Linked DNA regions of Homo sapiens: regions 1 and 3 are each linked to region 2. A link is a loop called in an ENCODE intact Hi-C map of the cell type or tissue named here. Cell type or tissue: mammary epithelial cell. All regions are shown on one strand.

What was found. Hi-C counts contacts between places; a loop is a spot of excess contacts. Peaks named below come from ENCODE experiments on the same cell type or tissue, not always from the same donor. Only the 100,000 strongest peaks of a DNase experiment are listed, where the experiment ranks them.
Region 1: a loop joins it to region 2, with 2.6 times the contacts of the local background. A loop is called at or near these places in 1 of 110 quality-filtered maps.
Region 3: a loop joins it to region 2, with 2.3 times the contacts of the local background. A loop is called at or near these places in 1 of 110 quality-filtered maps.

The regions. Positions count from the first base shown.
Region 1 is chr5:68,743,898-68,747,897 of GRCh38, reverse strand. All of the region lies in intron 2 of LOC105379013 (a long non-coding RNA gene), which reads left to right. It overlaps LOC124900991 (a long non-coding RNA gene), which reads left to right and starts at 1,505. Exons shown (of 2, transcript XR_007058807.1): 1 at 1,505-1,742; 2 at 2,367-2,819. In mammary epithelial cell, a CTCF peak has its summit at 2,153 (motif pointing right); no DNase peak of the experiment used is centred here.
Region 2 is chr5:69,005,480-69,009,479 of GRCh38, reverse strand. All of the region lies in intron 1 of LINC02198 (long intergenic non-protein coding RNA 2198), which reads left to right. LOC107984116 (a long non-coding RNA gene) reads left to right here and starts at 2,295. Exons shown (of 3, transcript XR_001742709.2): 1 at 2,295-2,453. In mammary epithelial cell, a CTCF peak has its summit at 1,517 (motif pointing right); a DNase peak (open chromatin) is centred at 1,509.
Region 3 is chr5:68,682,087-68,686,086 of GRCh38, reverse strand. The region is part of intron 2 of LOC105379013 (a long non-coding RNA gene); the gene reads left to right. Among named protein-coding and RNA genes, the nearest start is that of LINC02198, 350 kb to the left of the region's middle. In mammary epithelial cell, no CTCF peak of the experiment used is centred here; a DNase peak (open chromatin) is centred at 2,226.

The DNA.
Region 1 (4,000 bases), 260 kb after region 2:
ATTTAATAATACATGGAGTCCTCAAAAAATGCAGAATAAATAAAATGACTGGGTTGGGAGGGGGCGCTACAGGAGTTTTAGATTTAAAGGGAATCCTTCTGTGATTTTTTTTTTTTAGCAAAATATTGAATCTTTTTTTGAAGCAAATTATCACATCCCAATTTATCCTGTGTAAATCTGGAATGCCACATGGAGACTTGACTTTAACTGGAACACATATTCACCAAGCTAGTTCAAAGCCAATACTTCCCCTCCCCAGATAGAAAGGAAACTCCATGAAAGCAAAGTCCTTGGTGTTTTATGAGCTGCTGATGCTCGATAGCACATAGCAGGTACTCATTAAATATTTGTTGAATCCACGGAGTGAATGAAGAGGCAGATAAGAAGCTAATATTTTAAAATGTGATCAAAGAGACAAGATCCAGAATTCCTTATCAGTGTGATATTTAAAAGAGGCCTCTTTGGGTTAAAACTGGAAAGAATTTGGTTGGAGTCTTAACATAAAAGCTGAGTACTTATTTTACCCTAATGCAACCTCTCTAGACCCAGAGAATGCTTTTTACATTTAAGTAGGGCACAAACAGTATCTGCCCAGAGAAGTGACCTATGTTGGCTACCTGGGGATGTTTGGTCACGCATTCTGGTTGTCTTCCTTTCTCTGTGTCAGGACACGGTTGTAAATTCATGCACAGGTCATGAACTGTCCACACGCACATTCACAGCACTCATTTTCCACCTTCTCTCATGAAAGCCTAAATGGGCACTCATATGCGGGTGAGGAGTGGGGGGCAGCACGATCAAATGGAAACAAGGTGCTGCTGTATCTCTTACTTAGAGCGAAGCTGGGGGCAGGGGCCCCATAACATGACTCCCGCGTTCAAGTTACACCTGGGGAAAACCAGAGCCACATGTTTGAATGGCACCTTCTGAGCTCCTGTTTCCAAATTCAAGCTGAGCTGACACGTGGTGTACACGATTTCGACTCAGGAGCAGATTCCACTTAATCCACAGGGCATCTGAGTTACACGAGTACAAAATGAGAAACAGACGTGACTGCAGGTGCTTTTTGCCCTGCTCTTGCATAACAAACTCAAAGGTGTCTTTGATTTCAACAAGAAATTTGGCAGAGAGCTTGTCCATAAAGCAGTTTAATTGCACTGGGTTTTGGTAAAAGGGCTTCTCTCTCCTCCCACCTCACTTTCACCACACACATTCAAACATGCATTAAACTCCCGTTAGAAGGAGTAGAATGACTGGGTTAAAAATAAAATTTAGATTAAAGATCAACCTCAGTAACCTGTAAATTTCCCCATTCTCCCTATAAATGACCATCAGTTTTCTTGCTTTGGATAGCCTGATTTTAAATAGGTAATAATTACCCAATAGTCCAGAATGGTTCCAAATCCATTGTGTAAATAATATGGCTTTTAAATATATTAATGAGTAAATATTTAACCAATAAACCAAGGCAGCTTCAAAGAAGTTAGTCAACTCCAACGGGGACATTCTTCAGAAAGAAAAGCCTAAATAAGGATTTGTTCAACGGACCATAACCATTCATGGCTCAAAGAGGGTTATACTACTTTTGTGCCTGGAAACGTTTCTAGCAAAGTCTTCATTTCCTGGACCAAAGGATGTGTGATTTATGCGAAGATCTGCCCTCCTGTTGCCTCATGGGCTGGGACCTTTGGAGAGACTCTTTGTGTATTCTCAAGAAAGGCTTAGTATTTAGAAGGTGCTCCGTAAGTGCTGAGTGATGATAATGATGAATTAGGCTCAGGTTGGGGTCTGGGTGACTGAATGCCATTCACAGCAAAGTGGCCTATTTTGCCATCTATGGGAAGCAGGGGAAGTCTGTTTCACTTTTTTAGCATAGCCTTGCTGGTCTTGGGCAAGACATGTCTCTGGGCTAAAGTTGCCTCATCTGCAAAATGAAGTGATGGTCTAAATGACCTCCAAGTCCCCCCTCAACCCCGGTTATAATTTAGGACTCACTTCGGTGGGAAATTTGGGTTCCACTGTGTGCATTAAGAATTTTCCACAGAATAGTCTATCACAACTTAATTTTTTCCATAGACTAAAGCTTTCATGCCTGTGTGGAAATGATTGTAGATACTTTTCTGACTTGGATACCCTGAACCAGGGCTTTTCAAATTTGGGTGCACAGGCTGCCCACTGTACAACTCTAGGGGGCACCCTTCACATAGACTGTAAAGTGAATGCCAACCCCCCAACCCTAAGTTATGCAACATTGTTACCCTGCCTTGAAAATACAATATATTTTCTTTCCTGCTAGTGAACAGATTCATGATGTTAGATTTTTTTAAACTCCTGTTTGCTGAAATTCTGCCAACTTCTTCTTTCAGACTCCTTTTCTGAGAAGACTCTTTCCCTGATTCTCTTCCAAAGCCCTGATTAGAATGAAACTAACATCTATTTGAAAAGGTAATCATTCTCACTCAGATGAGTTCTGCTCTGAAAGTGAGAGGAAAAAAAATCCAGAATTGGGGCACTGCTATAGACTGAATGTTTATGTCTCCTTCAAATCAGATGTTGAAACCTAATCCCCAGTGTAAGGGTATTTGGAGGTGAGGCCTTTGGGAGGTGATTAGGTCACGAGGGTGGAGCCCTCAGGAATAAGATTAATGCCCTTAGAAAAGAGACCCTAGAGAGGTCGCTTACCCATTCTGCCATAGCAAAGGGACTGCTGCCTTATGAACAGGAAGTGTGCTGTCCCCAGAAACCAAGATTAGTGCCTTGACCTTGGACTTCCCAGTCTCCAAAACTTTGAGAAATAAATTTCTGTTGTTTGTAAGCCACCTAATCTATGGTATTTTTGTTAGAGTGGCCTAAATGGATTAAAATAGGCACCGAGGTACTTTGTAGCCCCCACACTGGCATTGTGCATGTGGGGTAGGATGGCATCAGATGGCAATAGAACATACACGTATTTTTGGTGGCCTGATGGGGTGAGTAGCCTCAATATCTTGTATATTTCCAGTATAGAAAGGAAACAGCAATAGATTTCTGTTTCTTAAAATTCTGTCAAGTGGTTTGGCTCGTGGAGCCATTCCAGCCTACGTTGCGGAGAGAGTTTGTTCTTGAACTGTGGTTAATCTCATCTCTAAACCAGCATCAGGTGTGGTGACCTCGGGACGGCACAAGCTGAATGATAGCCGACTGCTTCTCTGTTCCCACACTCTGAAGAAAAAAGACCACTGGGGTTTGCTCAAGCTAGTCCTCTCCCTTATGGGGAGCAGAATTGGACTCTTTAAAAAAACATTACTGCTTAAAAATAACAAGTCAGAGCTGAAGTGCTTCTCAGCTAATGGGTAAAAACTAGCTCTTTCTTACTGAAGTCAGATTAATATTTAAAGCCTAGATTCTGGGCTTTGAGATGTTCTCACTAACTTAGTGGAGTTTTCACCACCTGCTCCTGATGAGCGCTCTTTTTGCCAAGTGTATTCCCCTCGAGAGCAGCTTCACTTTGCTGGCAGCACTTTCAGCTCTAGGCACTTAGCTCTAGGGTGTGCAGAGTATAGAAAGCGGAGTTAACCTCCCCAAGCCTATCCAGACTGTTTAACTTTAATAATATCATTTGACATTGAAAGTTAGACCTGTCTTACCATCTGCCCTTATACCGAGCTTCTAAGAAATGATCAGCTGGGTGCCTCACAGTTCCATCACAGTCAGCCTGGTGATATTTAAGCAGAAACACAAGGCCTGAAACTCCTTCAACAACAGAATTCTGCCTAGTTAATTTCTTCTGATATTTATATGTTGCCCCTGACAAATCTCACAATATTAGTAAAAAAAAAATTTGATAACCCAGCAATGAAACCTTTTATTGACAGCCTGCTTTGTACATTACCACTAATTGCTACCTAGATCTAAATGCAATCCTATTTCTAGGATTGCAAGGTCGTGGATATTATTATCTCTGTTTTACAGTAGACGATATTGAATCTCGGAGAGGGGAAAGTATTTGCCCAAAATTACG
Region 2 (4,000 bases):
TGCTTGAGGCCAGGAGTTTGAGACCAGCCTGGGCAACATAGTGAGACCCTGTCTCTCCAAAAAAAAAAAAAAATTAGCTAGAAGTGGTGGCATGTACCTGTACTCCTAGCTACTTGGGAGGCTGAGGTGGGAGGAGGAAGGCTTGAGCCCAGGAAATTGAGGCTGCAGTTAGCCATGATCATGCCAATGCACTCCAGTCTGGGCAACAGAGTGAGACCCTGTTAAAAAAAAAAAAGTAAAAAAGGAAAAGGCCATATAACAAGTAACAAGGCAGAGATTGGAGTGACACATCTGCAAGCCAAGGGCTGCTGAGGATTGCTGGCAAATGCCAAAAGCTGAAGGGGGCAGGAAGAGCCTGCAGAGAGGGCATGGCCTTGGTGATAACTTAATTTTAGACTTTTAGTCTCCAGAACTATAAGACAATAAACTTCTGTTGTTTAAAGCCACCTGGTTTGTGGTACTTGGTTATGGCAGTCCTAGGAAACTAATATAATCAATACATATAAAACATAGCATGTGAAGAAAAGACTGTTTTTTTAATTCCAGGGAAAATATAAACTTGTTCAGGAAAGGAAATGTGAACAGGATATACCACATGGCTTTGTGGTCAAGAATTTAATAGTTATAGCTCTATAAATATTGATTATTGCTCTTACCAAAATTATACTGGGAAGTATATATGTATGGTGGGGTTGTGTATGTGTGTGCGGGTACTTATGAAGTCATCTTCCATAGTGCAAAGTCAATATATGAAGCTTAAACTAAAAAATCAAGAGGCAGCAACATGAACATGACATTTAGAGATATAGAGGTAAAAAGTAAATGGTTCAGTTAAAAGAGCTGGAAGTATCTGCCTTCTGGGAGCAGGAAACACGAGGTAGGGACTGCTTGGACTGCTGTAGAACAGTTTGACTCTTTATACTATGTGCATGAATTACTTTGATATAAAGAAAAACTGCTTTAAAAAGGAGAAGAAAATTTGAACCTGTGAAACAAACTACTTGTAGAACTATGGAATGTGATGACTTTGGATAAAAGTATGACATTAGGTACATTTATTTTGGGGCTAGTTGCTAATACCTCTTATTTTCTAGGCAGTGAGGGGGTGGGAGTGGAAGGGAGGGGGTCAAAATTCCTCCATGAAGCCTTTACATCTCCCCTTCTCCTATATCCAAGTCCCACTCTTATAAAAGAATAAAACCTCCATTACTCTAAGTTTATAATTACTGTTTAAAAACACAAAGTTCATTTTTACAGGGATCTTTCCTTAAGGCTGAAGGAGGTTCTAAAGATGAAATTTCCTTCTATGTATGATTCCTTGGGGTGGGAGTCACAGGCATTTTCTTATCCCACTGGAATTCTGAGTCGCATAAGTTTGTTTCTGACTAGTAACTAGGAGCTCAGTGTCTTTGGCCTCTCACACTGACCTTAAGGCAAATGCCTTTGAACCGTCCACTCCAGTCTGTCAATCCTCCTTGAAGAATGGTCCAGCCTGCACTGCTGCTTTTTACCATCAGGGGGCAGTGGGGCCATGAGTGCCCAGGGAGACAGGGAAGGATGCTTAGCACCTGGCGAGTGGGAGGAAGTGTCTCTCAGTGTTTGCACTTAAAGCATCTCAGTAGCTAGATACTTCATTGGTACGAATGGTGTATTTTCTTCTAAATTTTGTGCAATCCAAAAAGGCAGGAAGTTTGATCTTAATGCATTTTCCATGGTCATCTATTTCACTCTGAGCCAAGAATTTATTAGGAAAACGAAAAGAATTGCAAGAATAACTTTAGATTGACATTTCTCCATTTTCCTACTTGTCGAATAGGTTTGGTACGTGTTCTGAAGGAACACGGTGCCAGTTGAAATGGTGCTCTGCTTTCTTCCCTGTTATTCTGAAATAGATGTGCTTTTCACACACATGGATAGACCATTTACTCCTGATTTGTATCTCAGGGACAAATCTGACTTATTAACACCATTATTTGTAAACTGCTAGCCTGGTTTCCTGTGCTGTTGTAACGCTATCTTGATGGGTTGCTGTGAAAATGTGAAGATGTCTGTCAGGCAGGAAAAATTATGTAAAAATGATGTGGGTATAGAAAATGGGATCGACAAAATGTAATAAACTCCTCCTGGGCTGAACAGCAGAGCTGCATATGTAATGAAGTACTTTAGGATTACGTCACCTTTTATATAACATCTGGCAGTGACTTTTATTTCAGAGCTAATTTGGAGAAGCCAGGCACTTTTCTCTTCCCCTCCCCAAGACTGCCTTTATCTGAAAGACGAAAGAAGGAACTGTTACATTTTGCATGCAAAGAAAGCCAGAGTGGCTAGATTACTCCCTTAGGGTAATGGAGAAAGGAAAAAGAAATTGAAAAAGGTCAGGTGAACAAAGCAGAAGGAATGAAGAGGTTTGTGTGATTCTTAGTGAAATTGGACCAGTCTAAGCAACCAGACAGGTAATCTGGGTGACTCTACCCCTCCTTCTTCCCTCCTGTGCCCCTCCCTTGGCTGTGGCTCTATAGGTATGACCCAAGAATACTATGGAAATAGCATTTCCTTAAATATTTTGTCTGAAGTGAAGGGTTGAAAAAATTATTGAGATAATTTGGGAAAATCCTAAAATTTGTCCCTTTAGCCTTTGAGAAAAAGCTCAAAGCTCAAACACCTCTCTCCCCCAGTAATATCCAGACATTGATCTATAACAATAGATTATTCAGATGGTCAACTTGCTGCTTTAATTTGTCTATATAGGAAATGGTGAAAAGTCTTTTATGAAATTGAATGGGAATTCACTCCTTTGAAGCCAGGGACACAGGAGGGATGAAGACCCTCTTTGTACTTCCCCCTTTCCTTCCCTCATAGCTTCTGGGTCTGTGCTTGCCTTGGTGCAACCTGGACCTTGCTGGACCATGTTTGCTGACCTCCATGTTCTCTTTCATCACGTGTTTTTTGAATCTTCCATTATTGTGTCAACCCTGGACATGCTCTTGTCTGAATTTCAAGGCCATGTCTACAGTTCAGAAGAGGTAGTGTCTTCCTTACGTATCTAATGGGTTCCCAAAAATGTGTTTGAAAGTTAGTTGGATGTTTGAAAGTCGAACAATAGATTTGCATGTTGTAAGGAAGAATTTGTTCTCAATTCTAGCTAAAGTATATGATGAAATCCCTAATTATGGTTTCTGCCAGTGCCACCTCCCTCAGGCCTTGGCAACCCTGTGGGTGGGTGAGAACAGGCACATGGCTGGAGTGGGTGGCAACTGCCAGTCGTTGTGGGCTGAGGAAGTTAATCCAGGAATCTCTCCTTCCAAGACTTAGCCCTCCTTCCCTCATCCCAGCCTGAAAGGGCAAGGGCTGGAGTAGAGGGTCTGGTTCTTTTTTTTTTTTTTTTTTTTTTTTTGAGACAGAGTTTTTCTCTGTCACCCATGCTGGAGTGCAGTGGCTTGATCTTGGCTCATGGCAAACTCCGCCTCCTGGGTTCAAGCTATCCTCTTGCCTCAGCCTCCCAAGTACCGAGATTACAGGCTCAAGCCACCATGCCTGGCTAATTTTTTGTATTTTTAGTACAGATGGGGTTTCACCATGTTGGCCAGGCTGACTTACTTCGAACTCCTCACCTCAAGTGATCTGCCTGCCTCAGCCTCCCAAAGTCCTGGGATTACAGGTGTGAGTTACCACACCTGGCTGAGGGTCTGGTTCTTAACCTACCTCCAGGAATAACCACATGTGACACCCATGAGGTGGTGGACATGGCATTGGTGGACATGGGCAGAGTACTGGAGTGGTTGGGGCTGGTCAAATGACACCCTGAGAAATGGTGGTCCTGTGTGAGCTGAGAAACTCCAGGATCCCTGGCCATGATCTCTGGAGTTCTGTCTGGCAGTACTGGCCAATGGAGACTTATCTCTGGCTGGAAAGGAGGTGCTGGAAAATTCTTCTGTTGTCTTAACTTGAACCTGGCCCCTTCTCCTAGTAGCTGTGTCTGCCTGGCATGAGATTGTTCTAT
Region 3 (4,000 bases), 320 kb after region 2:
AGATGATTTGCTTCTGCCCCAGCAACAGAGCTATTCTAAGAGCTCTGGTTGCTTAAGAGAGGCAGGGCTCAGGCATGGCCTCTCCTTCTGTCTCTTGCTGAGACTTTTAAATTCTTGTTGGTTTATTTATTTGTTGAAGACATTATAGCATCGTCTAGAGCTGTGGTTTTTCCAAGTAAAGAGTGACTCCCAGGCTGATCATTTATAGCATTTATATTTATAAAGAGACAGTAATCTACATTTTGTTTTTTGACATCATTTCATCATTTAATTATTAGTTCCTAAAAACCCAGTAAGCATCCTATGCAAGTGATTCTAAGAAATATTTTAGTGGTGGAAATGAATAGAGGTAAGAAAGGGAAGGGCATGGGGGCAGGTGACCTTAGGATTATTTTGCTGTGCCAAAATGGCAGCACGAGGCTTTGATTTGCCACTGTTCTAAATTTATAGCACTTTTCAGAACTCTGCTTTTTATCTCCAAATGAACTCTTTATTTTATGACTTTCATTCCTCATGAAGATTAGATACCAGCCCCCCAAACAATTCTACACTGCTCCACATGTCTTTAAATATGGATCCCACCTGTGTCAGAATCTTAGGTACATAGAGTTGGAGACCCACTTCTCCAGAACCTCAGGAATACTCTGAAGAATTAAATTAGCGGCCAGTTGGGAGAGCAAAGCCTGAAGCTTTCTGGTTGTGTCTACCTCCATCCTGTCTACATGACAGATCTCTTTTAAACATCAAGAACTGTGTGTTTTGGTCAGTTGTAGACATGTTCTACTCACTCTTCCTCAATCCAGCAAATGAAATATCACCCACCCTTTGTTTGGATTAGAAATACGAGAGCAATCCTGAATGTTTCTTTCTGTAACTCCTCACATCTAATTCCTTCTGAAACCCTGTAATTCTCCCTAAAAAACACACAGAGAAAGTGTCAACTTTATTTCTGCAGACAACATCTAGCCCAAGGCACCATCATCTCTAATCTTCAATAATTTTCTGTCTTTCTTCCTTGGCTCAATTTTTGCCCTTTGATAATTCATTCTTCACCTTACGGATGAAATTTTCTTTTAAAAATACAAATCAGATTTTGCCAGTCTCCTTCATGAAACTTTCTCTTGCATTCTGAATAAACTCCAAACTCCTAAATATGATCTTCAAAGCCTTGCTTGATTTAGCTTCTGCTAACTTCTCTAAGTTCTCTATTGCCCCCAATTACTAAGTCCAGAGTTGTTGCTGTTGTGTCTCCTGGACTGTTTCTTTGTCAGTCCTTCACGTGGTCTTAGCTTAAATGTCACCTTCCACAGAGGCATGCCCTGACTATCTTTCTCAAAGTGGTTTGGTAGCTACTATGGATTGGGTAGTCTAACATCCCTTCAAACTCCCTTATCCCATGTCAAGAATGCAAAGCTAAAACCCGCATTTTCCAGACTGTCTTGAAGCTTGGGTACTAGAAATGATTCAGTTTCCCCCAACAAAATGCAAGGCATCGATATTGTGGTTCACAGGATCTCCATTTTGATGGGACCAAGTGTCATTGTGTTGGCATGGATTGTGGCAGAAGTGGTTTGAGTCTGGAGCAAGTAGTCATTGCTGTGGCTGTGACTTGTAGCAGGAAGAGGCAGCTTCTTGATTCAGTGTCTGCTATTTTGATTGCACTGGGGGCTAGTATGGTTCTGCAGTCAGCAGGGGTGTAGTACCTTCCCTAATACAACAGCATCCCCCACCCCACCCCAGATATCAACAGAAGTCACCATACAACAGTTTCTTAGAATGTGCATAGATGGGGGATTGTTCTTGAGAGGTCAGTCTAGAGCCTCCTCCTCTAGTCCTTTTAACAATTTTGTAATCACTGAATTCCCTGTATGGAATTCCTTTCTGCTTAAACTAGCTAGAGTGGATTCTGTTGTCTGCAATACAGTCTGGACCAATGTAAGTCTTTTTTTATAGGTTACTCTTTAGCTCATCTTTTATTTTTTTCCTCACTCTTTTAATAATTTAAATGATACCATTCATTTATTGTCACTCTCCCTACAATATAAGCCTCCCGAGGGTGTGGCCTTGTCTGTTTGGTTCGATGCTCTGTCCCTAGTACCTAGGACAGTTCTCAAAACACACGAGGTATTTCATATCCATTTGTTGCATGAATGAATGGGCCCTAGGCATTTGCTGAGCTGCTCCACACCACACCTCAGCAATCTTAGCAGCAGTGGGGCTTGCTCTGCAGCAAGTCTTTCTTTTGACTCACCCATTTGTGTCTGGTCCAGCTCCGATTTCATTCTTCTGACTCAGCGATGGAAACATGCACTTATGATGATGACAGAGCAAGTCCTTGAGTTCTCTAAAAACTCTGCATCAGGAAGCTTCTGCTAAATGGAGTGCCTCACACCACTATCAGCAGAGCAGTGCTCAGCTGAATTTCTCTATCAGTGGTGTCAGGCAGTGAGGAAGAGACTGGACAAGGGAGGGCTAGCCTAACTTTGCCATTATAGGTTCTTCTTGTTTGAAAGACAATTTCACAAACAATGGCATGTCTAGGCACTCTCCTGAAAGACTGTCCAAGATCATCCCATCCATCCTGGTTGCTTGCATGTCTGTTTCCCATAACTCAACATGCTATTGCCTCTCAAAAAATTTTCACAAGTCCACAGCATGACTTAGCTAATGTAACACTCTGCTCTTTCTAAGAGCCCCGCCTTTCCCTTTGCCTATTTTAAAATGAAGCAAAGGGTCATTTGAAATACTTTGTTTTTTTAACAAATTGAGAAGTTGGGTTCTCACCATAAAATGCTGAATAATAGATTATTTGCCTAAAATAATCTGTGTCTCATTCAATATTTTATTCCCTGTACCAGGGTCTGGTACATAATGGGTGCTCCATAAGTGTTTGAAGAATGATTGAATGAGTGAATCATTCTAGTTTTATGTCTTTTTATTTTTTTAAAGCTGGCAAAAGGTTAATGTATGCAGAGAAGACAGTATATGAGAAAAAAAATCCCACATATGACTTTGATTCTATTCAAATGTGTTCCTTCAGTTAGGCAGGATTTCATTAACATTTCCTCCACATCATGCCTGCTGAATATCATTGCAAGATTTAGTTGACAAGTGCCATTCACAAGCCAGATCTGTGGACCTAAGAGGGTATCCCGCCATGTGGGGCTTCCTTTTCTCAGTCCTGACACACATAAGACAGCAAATGTCAAGTGTGCTTTTTTAGAACTCATATACAGAATGATGTGCTTCTTCAAGGTCAGGATAAGCACCCACTTTAGTTTGCATTCATGCGCAAGAATGCTAGCGACAGGTAACCTTCAAAGAGGGAAGCTGTCATTGGCAGGAAGGGCAAAGGCTGGGAATTGAATCTTCCTAAAAAAGTCACATCTGCCGGCTGGCAGGAGAAGGAGCTCATGTCAGGGCAGGAGACTAACTGGCAGTTAGAGGATCGCTGGTTACTGATTAAGCTGGGCAAGGCATTTTAAAGGCAAAAGAGCAGTCTCCAAGTTCAGATTAGGCAGGCTCTTGCAGGCTCTCACAGCTGGGAGGGGAGCTGGTGGGTGGAAAAGGGTGAGGTGAGGGAAAGGACAGGGAATGGGATGCCCTTAGCTTAGTGGGAGGGAGAAGTCTTCTCCAGGGGTGGCCAGGCCCTCTGTTCTGTCTCCGGGAGCTGCCAGACAGGTAATGTCTATCTCTAGTGTAGAAATTCCTATCCCTGAGGTTGAGACATTTCAAGGTTTTGCCAGTTGTCTCAAAGGGCAATGTGGAATTCTCAAGCCCAAATTATTTTCCTAGTTTTATGCCTTTTAATTTTTTTAATAATGTGAATATCACATAGTTATCTTCAAGTACCTTTGGAAGGCCAAATATTCCCCCTCTCAAAATGTGTAGGAATAGTTGCTGTGGTTGCTACAATTTTCCCTTGTTTACTATGTAACAAGCCTTGAGTTACATGGTTTGCACATATTGCATAATATTAAATTGAATCCTCACAACCTGA